Regions from separate parts of the Homo sapiens genome. Here regions 1 and 2 are each linked to region 3. A link is a contact called in ENCODE Hi-C or POLR2A ChIA-PET data. All regions are on one chromosome and are shown on one strand. Each heading gives the region's core, a stretch centred on a gene start or an enhancer-like site at or near the end of the contact. The rest is flanking DNA. Distances are from core to core; before and after follow the strand shown.

Region 1 (4,650 bases), core at 1,682-4,181, 220 kb after region 3:
CTGGCCCTGCTGAGCTGGGCCTGAAAGGCACATGGCTCATCTCATCTGCATGTGACAGTCTCTTTGAAGTCCCCAGAAGTGCCTGCTCAGAGTCATGCTCGGGAGGGAAGAGGTAAGGCACAGAATGAGTACAGACTGCCACCCAGCCGCAGGAAAGGTGACTGCACACCAGAGGTTCCTGGTAAGGAGGTGACTCACCCGTGACTGTCTCACCTGTCCAAAGTGTGTGTCACCTGCTCTGTGTTCACCCACTGGGTTCATCAGAGGGGCACTTGAACAAAACAGGAATGTCACTGGAGAGGGGAACAAATGCTGTCCCCAAGTCCTTCCCTGCCGTTTAGAGTAACACAGCCCCTGTCCGCACATCCTCACCCCCATCTGCCCTCTGCTTGCCAGAATTATCAGAATCTCTCCATTCTAATTTCAGCCATTCTCTGTGAAAATGAAAAGTTAGTGGCAGGCAATGGACACCCTATTGAAATAGAAATTGTTCTTCATATGTCAGAAAAGTCCCAGAGTAATCTGGGAGTAATCTGAGCAAACTGATTCAAAGGATTATTACAATTTCTTAGTCTTCTACTGCTGCAAAAGTGGCACTCTTTGATTCTCATGTTTGAGGTTCTAATTGCTACCTCATGCAGGACTTACGAGAGATCAGCCATGCTGCTTACACTGTGTGTAGTGAATCAATGTTATTCTGAAGGGCCTCCTGGAAGCAGTAGAGATTGGAGAATGTATGTCTTTTAACATGATCATTCCCATCCTATGGGGGTTGGGCACTCTTAACTCATGTTGCAGATGAGTAAACTGAGGCTTTTGAGAGTTTGAGGGTGCACAGCTTGAGGCAGAGGTGGAATTCCCAGCTTCATCCAAGAAACCACGAATCTCCAATGGCTTGCACACATCCAGGTTTGCTGGATCCTATTTGCCAAGACCACATGCAGATTAGGAGCCTTCAAACAAATTATTTCCAAGGGAGGGCATCTTTCTCTGTAACCCCTACCCTGGCAATTCTCCATGGCCTCAGGGAGTCCAGCCGGAAGCTCTGCGATGAGTCCTGGGGAACTCTCATCTGGAAAAAGGCGCTCATGACAGGTGGTGCCAACCTTCCACGGATGCTTTTCAGCATCTCTTGGGATGAGGATACAGAATTTCTCTTTCACCCTGTAAACGTGGTAAATGAGGGAATAGAATTTCCAGCTTTAATTTTTCTGAATAGGATTCAAAAATGAAATTGTATAAAAAGGTATCCAGTGAAAAACACACACCCATCCCCATCTCCCATCCAGTTCCCTCCGTAACCCTTTTCTTAGTTTCTTATATGTCCTTTGCAAATACAGTATAAGCAAAAAAGAATGGGCCTTTTTCTTTTCTTCCTTATTTTCCACAAAATCTATCAAAATGGGTTTTTTTTTGTTTTGTTTTGTTTGAGACAGGGTCTCACTCTGTTGCCCAGGCTGGAGTGCAGTGACACCATCACGGTTCACTGCAGCCTCGACCTCCCCAGGCTCAGTTGATCCTCCCATCTCAGCCTTCTGAGTTGCTGGGACTACAAGCATGCATCACCAGACCTGGCTAATTTTTCTATTTTTTGTAGGGACAGGGTTTTGCTGTGTTGCCCAGGCTGGTCTCAATCTCCTGGACACAAGCAATCTGCCTGCCTCAGCCTCATAATGTATTCTTTAATGTTAAACCCCTTCTTGTGTTGAGAGGCCTGGCTTGTGTGTTTGAGCGCAGCTGCCTACCTTTGCAGCTGTAAATGTCAGGGCTCCAGGAGGGCTGGCTGGGTCTCCCCTCCTCCCCTGTTGGGTGGGTGGGGCCCTGAGCTTATCCAGGCAACCCCAGGGGAAGTGTGGATGGATGGGTGGATGGGTAGGCCCTGGCCTTCAGGGAATGCACTGTGTGTGGTCTTCCAGCCCCAGCAAAGTCTCAGGGGGCCCCAGCGGGAAGTCGCCATCCTCAGGGGGTCCGAGTGGGGAGTCGCCATCCTCACGGTCAGCCGTGGTTTCGAACTGAGCTCCCAGGGGCGGAGACTCCATTCCCCCGGGGAACAATCTGATAGCCAGAAATGAGAGCAGTGAGTGACTTGGACGCTGTGTGATTCAGGAGGGTCCCAGTCCCTCAGAGTCGCCTGGACACCAGATTGTATTTACAAAACAGATGGATGAGGAAATGGAGATTGGATCTTCAAAAGAATTAACCTCAGATTTTATTTATTTATTTTAAAAATTTTAATTTTTCCCAAGGACCCTTTCCAAGTCAAGAATTGTTTTAAAAAGAAGCCTGGTGAAGGCAAATGCTGTCTGTGGCCGAAGGCACCGTGAGGAGCTGAGGCTGACTTATGTTTCTCCTCTGGGCTACGTGCGCCTCTAAGGAGTTCACACACTTTAACCCCCTTAGGAACCCTACATGATCATCCTCGTTTCTTAAAGAGGAAGCAGAGCCAGCAAACAAGTGGGGGAGCCACAGTTCCAGCCCAGGTGTCACTGGGCCCTGCCTGCCCCAGCCGGCTCCTCAGGAGCACACGGCACCCCACGCGCGTGCAGGGGACAGCTGTCCTCACAGGAACAGCCCTGGGACCTACAGGACTTCCTGGGGTTTACCCTCAGATCACCCATGAGGTTAGAATCACAAAGCCCGGGAGTCAGGAGACACAGGGCAGCTGGAGGGAGGTCTTTACTGAGGCTACTGAGGCACAGCAGCCCCGTCTAGAGGCCTCCCTGAGAGGCACTTCCTGAGGAGTCTGGTGGATTTTGAGCTGCTTTTTAAACAACCTTCTCCTTAGCATAGACACTGACACTGAAGGGAAAGAAAGCAAATGGTCTGTTCTTAGTGGGAAGGCAACTTGCTTTCAGGGGAATGAGTTTGGGGAAAGAGGACTGGTAGAAGACACGACTAAGAAAGTGAGTAGGAGTCCAGACGTGTGTGATTCATCCTTTAGGGCCTCTGTGTGTGATGGGTTGACTTGTGTCTCCCAAAATTCACATGTGGACGTCCTTGCCCCTGGCAGCTCAGACGTGACCTTATTTGGAAATAGTGCCATTGCCGATGTAATTAGTTCAAATGAGGTCATGCTGGAGTCGGGTGGGCCCCTGATCCCATATCACTGGTGTCCTTATAAGAAGGGGAAATTTCAAGACAGACACACACTCAGGGAGTGCACCATGTGAAGACTGGACTTAAACAGCTACACCACCAGAAGCCGAGAGAGAGGCTGGAACATAGCCTTCCCTTTGGAGGTAGCCTGGCCCAGTGGGCACTGTGATCTCAGACTTCCAGCCTTCAGAACTGTGAGACAATATTTTATTGTTTAAGCCACTTATTTTTTGGTACTTTCTTACGGCAGCCCTAGCAGATGCTAATCCAGCGTGCGTCCTGGCAGAGGTTGAAGGGGGCTCCTCAAGTCCCAGGTCCAGCTTGGTGTGGTTCAGCTACTCGAGAGACATCTGCTGCTAATGGATGAGCAGTCAACCTGGACGCAGGAAATCATTTTTTATTTGGGTGAATACAATATTCTCCTTTTGTTTTCACTTTTCCTAAAAGTTAAATCAAGGTTCAAAAGAAAATCGAGGTTCAAAAGAAAAATTTGGTCTTTACATGTGCTAAAAAGAAAAAAACAAAAAGACTCATTTCATCTTTATATGGGATGGGATCCGTGCTCTGGTGGGCTACAGAGTGTGTCTCTGTGTGGGTCCCTGTACTCCATGCGAGGTTGGCGGCCGAGCCATGGTTCCCATGTGAGCAGGACAGTACAGTCTCACCTCACACAGAGAACCTCGCCCGAACATGGAACTTTCACCCACATTGCCATTTTCCCGCTCCCTTTCCCTCCTTTGAGGTTCACACTCGTCTCTTCAAATTAAAATTTACAAAGAGAGGAGATGGAGGCTCCCAAGTGGCCACAAAGTCACATTTTATGTGAGACCTTTTTGCCTCATTTGCTAGTTATTGAACAAAGGTGACTCTGAACCTAGCAGAAGCACGGGTTCAACACACAGTTCAGAAAAACAGGAACCATCAATTCATAAGAACTTAAAGAAAAAAATAGTTTAAAGAACTGAGAAGTTGCCACATTATAGTGAAAGAATGTTGGGTTTTGGAAATGACAAAAACGAGCAATCTTCACCTCGAAAATCCGGTGGAGTCAGTTACACAAGACATAACCGCACACAAACATGGCATTTCTGATAATATAATGGCATTTACAGTCAAGAAGCTTCTTTCAGAGTATTTCATGGAAAGTTATTTTAGTAGCAAGGGTAGCCTTAAGCAGTGAGTATTCGTCAAGAGAGTGAAACCTTGACTTCAAAGTCAAGAGGCGGAGGAGTGAGGACTCAGATCTGGAGGCGACCTGCAGGGCGGGTGCCCACGCACAGGTGTCCCAGCTGTGGACATCCCACGTGCACGGGAGTGGGCCAAAGAGCGGCCCATGGATCCCTGCCCACCTCAGAAATGTGAGCAGGCAGCTGGGGGGCATTTGGACTCTAACCGGGACAACCTAGTGGCCGGGCAGGGGATGCAGGCACCACAGGTCACAGTAGTTTGCTACGAGTGTCAGCTTTTAAAATTTTAAATAATCCTCTTATTGTAAAATTGAGGACATTATTTGAAGCAACGCAAAAACCATGTAAAAAAAATGTCTGTAGGATA
Region 2 (4,588 bases), core at 63-2,562, 160 kb after region 3:
AATGGGAGGTGTTTGGGTCATGAGGGTGAATCCTTCATGATAGATGAATGTCCTCCCTGGGTAGGGTGAGGGAGAATGAGTTCTCACTCTGTTAGTTTGTGAGAGCTGGTTGTTAAAAAGAGTGGATCACTTGAGGTCAGGAGTTCAAGACCAGCCTGGCCAACATGGCGAAACCACATCTCTACTAAAAATACAAAAAAATAAAAAAAATTAGCCGGGTGTGGTGGCGTGCACCTGTAATCACAGCTACTCAGGAGACTGAGGCAGGAGAATCGCTTGAACCTGGAATGTGGAGGTTGCAGTGAGCCGAGATCACACCATTGCACTCCAATCTGGACGTCAGAGCGAGACTCCATCTCAAAAAAAAAAAAAAAAAAAAAGAGCTTGGCACCTTCGTGTCCTCTTTCTTGCTTCTCCTCTCATGATGTGATCTCTGCACAGGGCTCCCCTTCACCTTCCACCGTAAGCAGATGCAGCCTGAAGCCCTCTTTGGAAGCAGATGCTGACACCCTGCTTGTACAGTCTGCAGACCCATGAGCCAGATACACCTCTTTTAAAAGTAAATACCCAGCCTCAGATATTTCTTCATAGCAAAACTACACAGACTGAGACAGGCATCCTAGCAGACTTCCCTCACGTGACCTCTGGCCAACTTTGCTTTCACATCAGCTGGTCAGAAACTTTCCTCCCCTGTTTTTGCACCAGGTGACCCTTCCTGCTCCTGTTAGGCTGACCCAGCAGAGATCCTTCTGCCCTGTCTACCTACAAGGCTGTTCTAACTGAGATAAGCATTGTAAAGGATGCCTGTCCTTGTCCTGGGCAAATGCCAGCTTCTTTCTGCAGAGTTTAATCCTTCAGGAATGTTTTGTTTTTCAGTTGTCTTCATTCAGTTAATAGATTTAAGTGTTTTCTTGATTCAGTAAACAGATCCCTTCCAGCTGTTCTCATTTGTTTTAGGGAACTACCTTTTGCCTATGGGAAGGATTCAGTGGGAATGGGAGAATCCCACAGAAAGACCCTCCAGTCTGTGTGACTGGCTGTAGTTCAGTGGAGTTCAGCTCATGCGTGGGGCACCTGCTGTGTTCAGACCTAGTCAGTCCTGTCCTCAAGGAAGGAGGGCTGGTCTGTGTGGGGAGGGGGCAGAGCTGTAGGAGTTCTTTCTGTGTCTCTCAGTGGGGAACCATGGCTTTTTGTTTTCTCATTCAAATATCTGAAAATATTTTATAGTCAAGCTTTGCAATCATTTCCTTAAAGGGTGTTTTCAAAAGTAGAGGGCTGGCTGCTTCACGTGGCAATATGACGTCAGGCCCATTAAACGGCCAGTGCTCAGTGAAGAGTGGTTTTCATGGTGAGGGCAACATAACAATGTTTCTGGGGTGCATCTACTGAATGGGAGGCATTGTACCATGTGCCCTGTCGCTTGGAATCCCTGGAAGAAAGCAGAACCGAGAAGAGAAGCCCGGGTTTAAAGCTGTGGTTTCTTTTTTGCAAGATAAAAACCATGTGATTTAGATATATGCAAACAAATCTTGAGTTAAAGGAAACTGAGTTTCAAATTAGATAATTGTCTCTGAGAAAGGCATTCATATATCTCATATTTCATTTCTAACTTTTTATCATAGAACATCTTAAACATACACCAAAATAGAGAAAATTATAATGAGCTCCCATCTGTCACTTGCCTTCAACAATGATCAACTTATGGCCAATTATGTTTCAGCTACAACCCAATCTCGCCCCATTCTAATTTTTTTAAAGCGTATCCTAAACATTGTATCATTTTATCTGTAAATATTTTAGTATATATCTCTAAATATATATGAACTCTTATTTTTAATAGACATAATCGTAATCATCATGATTTTAGGAAATGATTTTAATAAAAATCACACCCAATTCACGAAGTTAAAAAACCCTCCCAATATTCACACCCTTCTCATTACTCTTGGTTTTAAATGACTTTTCCTGTTGTTTGAAGCCCGCGTTGCAGTCTGACTCTGATCCTTCCAAAAACTGCTCCTAGAGAAGCTAGAGGTACGCTCTGAGATTAAGCTACCTCAACTTCAAGCCTCTGGATTCTGGGAGGAGTTGAGTCCACCCTCTGATCTAGAGTTTCCAGGCATGGCTTTGTGAATGCACCTACCTTCTTCCCGGATTTTTGCCCGTCTGACCCTCTTACACGAGAACATCCCCATGCATGGCTGTGGAAAATCCTCAAGTGCAGTGAAGGCAAGACTGAAAACAGAGCCGCTGCCAAACAGAGCAGCAAGTTGAAGGGCAAGTGCCTGTCAACACAATCCCCTTGAAAGACTATAAAGAGCTGCCAAAACATGAGATGCATCTGACATCCAGATAGTATTAGCTGACTGCTTCCCAAATGGGTTAGCTGTCTACAGAAACGCCCTAGGTAGCTGATATGAATCGCAAATGTGCTGTGACTTGATTAATTTGTAACAGTCAGAAATTAGGTAGTTCAGTGCTAGTCATGCTCAAGCTCAGTAGTAGCTGGTTTAGTTGTTTTTTGCTTTTTTCTGTTTGTAATTGGATCTAGGATGATAGTGTACCATCCCCCAGCAGTCATAGAAGACATGGTAAAAACTAGCTTTACACGGGTCCTGGACTTGAGGTCACGGGTGTGGAAGGTGATTCACTAGGGAGTTGGCTCTTAGCTTAGTGGGTCATGTATTTCTGAGAAGCTTCTTTCCTGAGGTTTACAGTCAGTTTCAGAGGTGAATGAACTGCTTCAGATGATCAGAAAGATACACTCTGTCATTATTCCCCCAAGAATAATCTTTGCTTCTGTAGTTACATTAAAGCTAAATTTTGCTGCCAGAGTAGGAGCCATCCATTATATTATAATCGATGACATGAATGTTTTGCTCAAGTTCAGATGTCTAATAAGAGTCATTTTCTTTCCGAGGGAGTGTTATCAGTTTCATGAATATGCGCTCTGTATTTCATTAGCATTCTTCTAGCAAAACATGATTCTGAGTCATTTCTGAAATATCTGCTCTCGCCTGCAACTTGTTTCTCAGTTTTTACAAAAATTGCCTTTTCTACTTACTGGCAGAAAAGTTTGATACCGCACGAGCCTAAAATGGGTATGCTGAGAAAAAACACAGCACACCTATGGAACCGTGACCACAACAGTGCATCGGTCTCTGTCCCACCGTCTCATTCGAGGTTAATCCCTCTCCACAGGGCGGCACCTCAGCAGGGAAGGGCGAGTCTGAGGACTGAGGGTAAACAGTCATGACATGGGTATTCACTATCATGGCTTTCTTAGATTTTTAAGCCAGAATGAAGTTCAGAGAGCTTGTCAGAGGATGTTGAATGAACAGAAAAGGAAATTTGGAACCCATATGAAAAGAGCTGCTTTATGAATCACAGAGAGCTTTTGAGTTCCAGCTTACAGTAATTCAAACACCACTCACTTATATTCAACTGAGAGCAGCTCTGGCCCAGCCTTGTCCCCTGACCCCGGGGACACTTTCTCTAGGATGAACAAGAGAAGATGTTCTCCACTGTACTAGCTGCCAGTGTGTTTCTTTCAACCGAGGAAGTATCTATGTCTCTTATTCTATGTCATTATTGTAAGAATGGTCTACCTTGATCCTTAGAAGCCAACCAGGATGGAGTCCCATTTTGCAGAGTCTGCTGTGACTGCCAGCCACCCCTGTACCATGGACTTCCACAGCAATGATGCTGTGCTGCATCTCCATCCAAAGGGATTGCATCTGTTTTAATTGCTTGACTTTCAAGGACACTCAGGGACAGGTACTCTTCCATAATTCTACGTCATCCCAGTTTCACGGGGGCATGAATCCCCCATCCCCTGCAAGGTCTACTGCTCTCCAAAGTGTGTGTCTTTGAGATGGAGGCTCTTCACAGGGTTCACCACCTCTGCAAGTAGGGCTGTGACAACTCAGCCTTGTGCACTGCCACAAAAGGCCCTTCAAGAGCTTCTAGAAATTTCTGGCTCACAGAAGCCACTGGAATACTGTAAATGGAGTTGGTTTTGGTGGCTCTGTCCTTTGATGGGAGGCTCTGTCTCCTGAGGCCAAGATTGAAGGCAGGATCTGAAGATTGTGCGCCTGGATCAACTCTAATCCTTTCCAGCCCAAGAGAGTTGTTCTTGCTTCTTCTTGGACTGTTGTGAGAAACTTCCACACTGACTGCTTGGAAGTGTCACATGTTGGACCTCTTGGTACCAGTGTCTCTGACAGACTCATACCACTGGGAGCTCAGAGCGAGTGGCTGAGGCCAGCAGAGCTGAACACTTAGTGCCCTGTCCCTGCATTCTGTGGGATCAAGAATGAACTGGAAGTAGGATGCCGCCCTAGAGGAGGCACAGGTGCTACAGAGGCAGCTCAGCTCAGGAAGCGGACGTGAACCCCTTCCTACCCCCCATTAGTGCTGTGGCCATGAGGCCCCCTCACCTGAGGGGGAACACCTCTGTCAGCCTGGCTATCTGCCACCAACAAACACATTTTCCTGGGAAGGGGCCTGGATTCCTCCAGTTGAGCCTCCTTAGATGCACAGGTTGCACCAGGGTGGAGGCCACAGCCAAAACCAAACAGTGTAGCAT
Region 3 (4,437 bases), core at 1,066-3,565:
GGAAGTCATGTGAAACACTGGCTACATTCTTTTGGTTGCAGGCAAGTCCCAAACCTTTCCAGATTCAAGACATAGGGAATTAGATTCTAGCTCTTGGTGGAGGAAGATGAGTTTCTAGAATAGCATGTGGGATGGGAGGTATTCTGAGGCTACCTTTGGAAACACAATCTGCCATAGACCAGTCAGGGAGAAGGAAACTGTAATGCTTCCTCTTTCATCTGCCCAGGCTTACTGGTAGACACATGGTTGAGAAGGGCAAAACCTAGGCCAGGTGCGGTGGCTTACACCTGTAATCCCAGCACTTTAGGAGGCTGAGGTGTGCAGATCACTTGAGGTCAGGAGTTTGAGACCAGCCTGGCCAACATGGTGAAACCCTGTCTCTGCTGAAAATACAAAAATTAGCCAGGCATCGTGGCAGGCACCCGTAATCCCACCTACTCGGGAGGCTGAGGTGGGAGAATGCCTTGAACCCGGGTGGCAGAGGTTGCAGTGAGCCAAGATCACACCACTGCACTCCAGTCTGGGCAACAGAGTAAGACTCCATCTCAAAATAAATAAATAAATAAAGCAAAACCTGGCAGGAAAGCTCCCATGAACAACCAGTAATGGAAACAGTTGCAGATTTCTCATGCCTTTGACCAGGAAACACCCACATGGAGGGCAGGGGGCTTGGGCACCTCCATGTGGTTGGCCAGCTCCACGGGCTCTTCTGTACTCTTGAATCTGAGCTCTTGCATTATGCAGTGAAGTAGCTATTTCCTTGCCATTTTGGGCCAAAAATACTACCACAAAGCGGGGATGATAGCTTTCTGTAAAAGTGCTTTGTGTAGTGCCTGGGACCTAGTACATGCTTAACAAACAAGAATATTATTATTCTTGTCTGGCTTTCTCATAATCATTAATGCATGCTCTAGGAGGAATAGTGTGTCCTTTCTCTTCTTCTCCTTTTTTTTTTTTTTTTTTTTTTGAGATGGAGTCTTACTCTGTCGCCCAGGCTGGAGTGCAGTGGCTTGATCTCTGCTCACTGCAACCTCTGCCTCCTGGGTTCACGCCATTCTTCTGCCTCCGTCTCCCAAGTAGCTGGGACTACAGGTGTCCACCACCATGGCCAGCTAACTTTTTTGTATTTTTAGTAGAGATGGGGTTTCACCATGTTGGTCAGGCTGGTCTTGAACTCTTGACCTCAGGTGATCCACCTGCCTTGGCCTCCCAAAGTGCTGGGATTACAGGCGTGAGCCACCGCGCCCGGCCTCTCTTCTTTAGTCCAGAAGATGGACTGTGTGAAGAAAGTCTCCGCCCAGCCACTGTCCTGAGGGTTTATAAAAGTCCACCTCACCCTTACCAGCTCGAGTTCCTAAAAGGTGAGGAACTTTGTGGTGATAATTTTAACATTACAGTATCTATTCAGATAGGTAGAAAACTGACTTATTCTGTTTATTTTTTTATTTATTATTATTATTATTATTATTTTGAGATGTAGTCTTGCTCTGTCACCCAGGCTGGAGTACAGTGGCGCAATCTCAGCTCACTGCAACTTCCGCCTCCCAAGTTCAAGCAATTCTCCTGCCTCAGCCTCCCAAGTAGCTGGGACTACAGGCACCATATTAGCCAGGATGGTCTTGATCTCCTGACCTTGTGATCCACCCACCTCGGACTCCCAAAGTGCTGGGATTACAGGTGTGAGCCACCTCACCTGGCCTAAACTGCCTTATTTTAAAGCCTTTAGATTGTTATGTGTTTTGGGCATGTAATGCCTATTGAATGAATCTTATGTGTGGTGAGCATAATTATTTCAAAACATCTATGATCCAATAATTCTTTAATATTATCTCCTTGAACTTGCACACTGGCTGTCTATCACTGTTCAGGTGGAAAAGAAAGTAAACTTCTTTAAACAAGTGGCTTCAGGATCACAGTAACATTTGTTTTAGGGCTGTGTGTGTGTGTGTGTGTGTGTGTGTGTGTATCATGTTTTGATACTTAGATGCTTAGACTCAGAGCAGTAGCTCTGCTGGGGACTTAGTGAGTGACGGAATACCAGCAAATGGCCACATGTGGGTGTGCGTTCTCCACGTATGGATCAGAGACCTGGAGCACATGGAGGTTCTGCCAGCTCGCACACCAGCATTCAGCAAGCAGATGGTCCTGGCAATATTTGCAGCCATTGAAAATCATGTTTTCCAAGAATATTTAATGACGGAGAGAAATATGATCTAACGTGAAGTGAATTGCATCAAGACTCTGAACTGTGTACCCAGGATGGTCTGATGAGTCAGCTATAATAACCACAGGCAGGAAGTGGAGCCAACCAAACCCTGCTGACTCATTCCCATGGACGGGGAGAAGGGGAGGAAGCTCCTATAGAAGGTGCCCAGCCCTGGGAAGGTCAGTTAACGCCTGACTGACAGGGTCAGAGGAGGAGGAGGAGCGAGCCGGGCAAGAAAGGGGGCGAGGCTGCTGGGAACAGGACAGGGCAGCACCCCTGCAAAGGTCATCATGTGGACCATTTTCCCAGGTGCCAACCCCAAACTGTCCTACCCTTTTCACTAAAGGGTGTTGGCTGCCGAGCTCTTGTTTGGTAGTTCCTTGAGTGTCCCTTAAAGTCACGTCTACATGCTTTTTAAATTTTAATTTTACAGTACTATTTGAAAGGCAACTTGAATGTGGTCTAGTCCCATAACTAGAGGGTCGGCTGAAATGAATCTATGTGGCTTCAAAAATAAATTGCAAATGTATCTTTCAGTTGTCAACCCTAATAGTTATCAATAACTTGCTTTGGGAAAGATCTTTCATCTCTATGTATTTACTATGATTAGACTCCATTAATACTATTAATATTAATAATAATATTAATCTCTGTGGCCTTTGCAAACAGTGGTGTTTATTTATTTGTAGCTGTTGGTTCAGATAGAACTGAAAAGGAGGGAAAGTGGTTTGTCTTAAGAAGGTGATGAGATGGAAAAGAACACCTTCTGGTTCTGAAGTGACCGCTTTCCACGTGCCATTTTCCCGGCCCTGCTGCCCTGTGACCTCTCCCAGGATCACTTAAGGAAAGAAAGAGGAGCTCAGACTTCCCTTCAGGGGTCTGACACCCTGGGGGCTTGGCTGCCACAGGAGTTTCTTGGCATTCAGGCTGGGGACATCCTAATTCTTGCACCTGAGAGGCCCTGTCTCTCTTCCTCCAACATTACTGACAGGCATCACGGGGTTAATTGGTGTGTGTCTAAGTTCCTTCCAAGGGAAAAGTTGTGCACATCCTTGTTAAGAGGAAAAGGAAAAAAAAAAGCTTGTTTTTTTCAGGAGGTCTACATGTTTATTGTTGAAAATGTGTATATTGACTCTCTGCTATGTATCTTCTTGTTTTTTTAAATTTTTACTTTGAAATAATTATAGACTCATATGAAGTTGTAAACATAGTACAGAGAGGTCCTGGGTACCCTCCACCCAGGTTCCCCCATTGGTTATATCTTATATAATTATAGTACAGTACCCAAACCAGGAACCTGGCATTGGTATATTGTGTGTGTATAGTTTTATGACATTTTATTACATGTGGAGAGCACTGAAACCACTACCACAATCAGGACACAGAACTGATTCGTCGCCACAAAGGGACACTGCGCTTCCCCTCCGCAGTCACACCCCCTCCGCCCCCATCGTCCCCAACCCCCGTAACCACTAATCTGTTCTCCGTGTCTATATTTTAGAAATGTTATATAAATGGAATCACACAATATATGACCTTTTGAGGCTGGATTTTATTTAATTAATTTATTTATTTGAGACAGAGTCTGGCTCTGTTGCCCAGGCTGGAGTGCAGTGGCGTGATCTTGACTCACTGCAACCTCTGCCTCCTGGGTTAAAGCAACTCTCGTGCCTCAGTCTCTCAAGTAGCTGGGATTACAGGCATGTGCCACCACTCTTGGCTAATTTTTATATAGTATTTTCAGTAGAGATGGGGTTTCATCATGTTGGCCAGGCTGGTCTCAAACTCCTGGCCTCAAGTGATCTGCCGGCCTTGGCCTCCCAAAGTGCTTGAATTACAGGTGTGAGCCACCATGCCCAGCTGGAGACTGGGTTTTTTGTTTTTTTGTTTTTTTTCACTCAGCAGGATTCCCTAGAGACCCATCCAAGTTGTGGCATATATCAATAGTCCATTCTTTTTTGTTGCTGAGTAGTACGCCATGGTGGTCATTAATTTTATGTGCCAACTTGGCTAGGTCATGGTACCCAGATATTTGGTCATGCGTTATTCTGGATGTTTCTGTGAAAGTATTTTTTTTTTTTTTTTTGAGACAGAGTCTCGCTCTGTTGCCCAGGCTGGAGTGCAGTGGCGCAATCTCGGCTCATTGCAAGCTCTGCCTCCGGGGTTCACACCATTCTCCTGCCTCAGCTTCCTGAGGTAGCTGGGACTACACGCGCCCGCCACTGCGCCAG

The links. A loop is a pair of places that touch in the nucleus more often than their neighbours do. ChIA-PET counts read pairs that join two places held with the same protein, here RNA polymerase II (POLR2A). Pooled maps may share reads with other maps.
Region 1: a loop to region 3 is called in a map of CD4-positive, alpha-beta memory T cell, with 31 times the contacts of the local background. The contact joins two enhancer-like sites. A Hi-C loop is called at or near these places in 3 of 168 maps with a recorded cell type or tissue (CD4-positive, alpha-beta memory T cell, HCT116 and naive thymus-derived CD4-positive, alpha-beta T cell), 8 of 37 single-sample maps with no recorded cell type and 19 of 50 pooled maps. POLR2A ChIA-PET finds 5 or more read pairs at or near these places in 1 of 52 experiments (activated B cell).
Region 2: a loop to region 3 is called in a pooled map, with 5 times the contacts of the local background. The contact joins two enhancer-like sites. A Hi-C loop is called at or near these places in 4 of 50 pooled maps. POLR2A ChIA-PET finds 5 or more read pairs at or near these places in 2 of 52 experiments (IMR-90 and activated CD4-positive, alpha-beta memory T cell).

Annotation. Positions count from the first base shown.
Region 1 is chr2:111,478,758-111,483,407 of GRCh38, reverse strand. The region is part of intron 1 of MIR4435-2HG (MIR4435-2 host gene); the gene reads left to right. Among named protein-coding and RNA genes, the nearest start is that of SOCAR, 10 kb to the left of the region's middle. Within about 2 kb of position 2,931, at least 2 of the 41 ENCODE cell types and tissues checked have a DNase peak (open chromatin) inside an H3K27ac peak, as active enhancers do.
Region 2 is chr2:111,531,740-111,536,327 of GRCh38, reverse strand. It overlaps LOC124906066 (a long non-coding RNA gene), which reads right to left and starts at 3,829. Exons shown (of 2, transcript XR_007087190.1): 1 at 2,144-3,829; 2 at 1-1,429. RefSeq lists enhancers at 3,049-3,550, 4,053-4,552. Within about 2 kb of position 1,312, at least 6 of the 41 ENCODE cell types and tissues checked have a DNase peak (open chromatin) inside an H3K27ac peak, as active enhancers do.
Region 3 is chr2:111,696,914-111,701,350 of GRCh38, reverse strand. No RefSeq gene overlaps it. Among named protein-coding and RNA genes, the nearest start is that of MIR4771-2, 72 kb to the left of the region's middle. Within about 2 kb of position 2,315, at least 20 of the 41 ENCODE cell types and tissues checked have a DNase peak (open chromatin) inside an H3K27ac peak, as active enhancers do.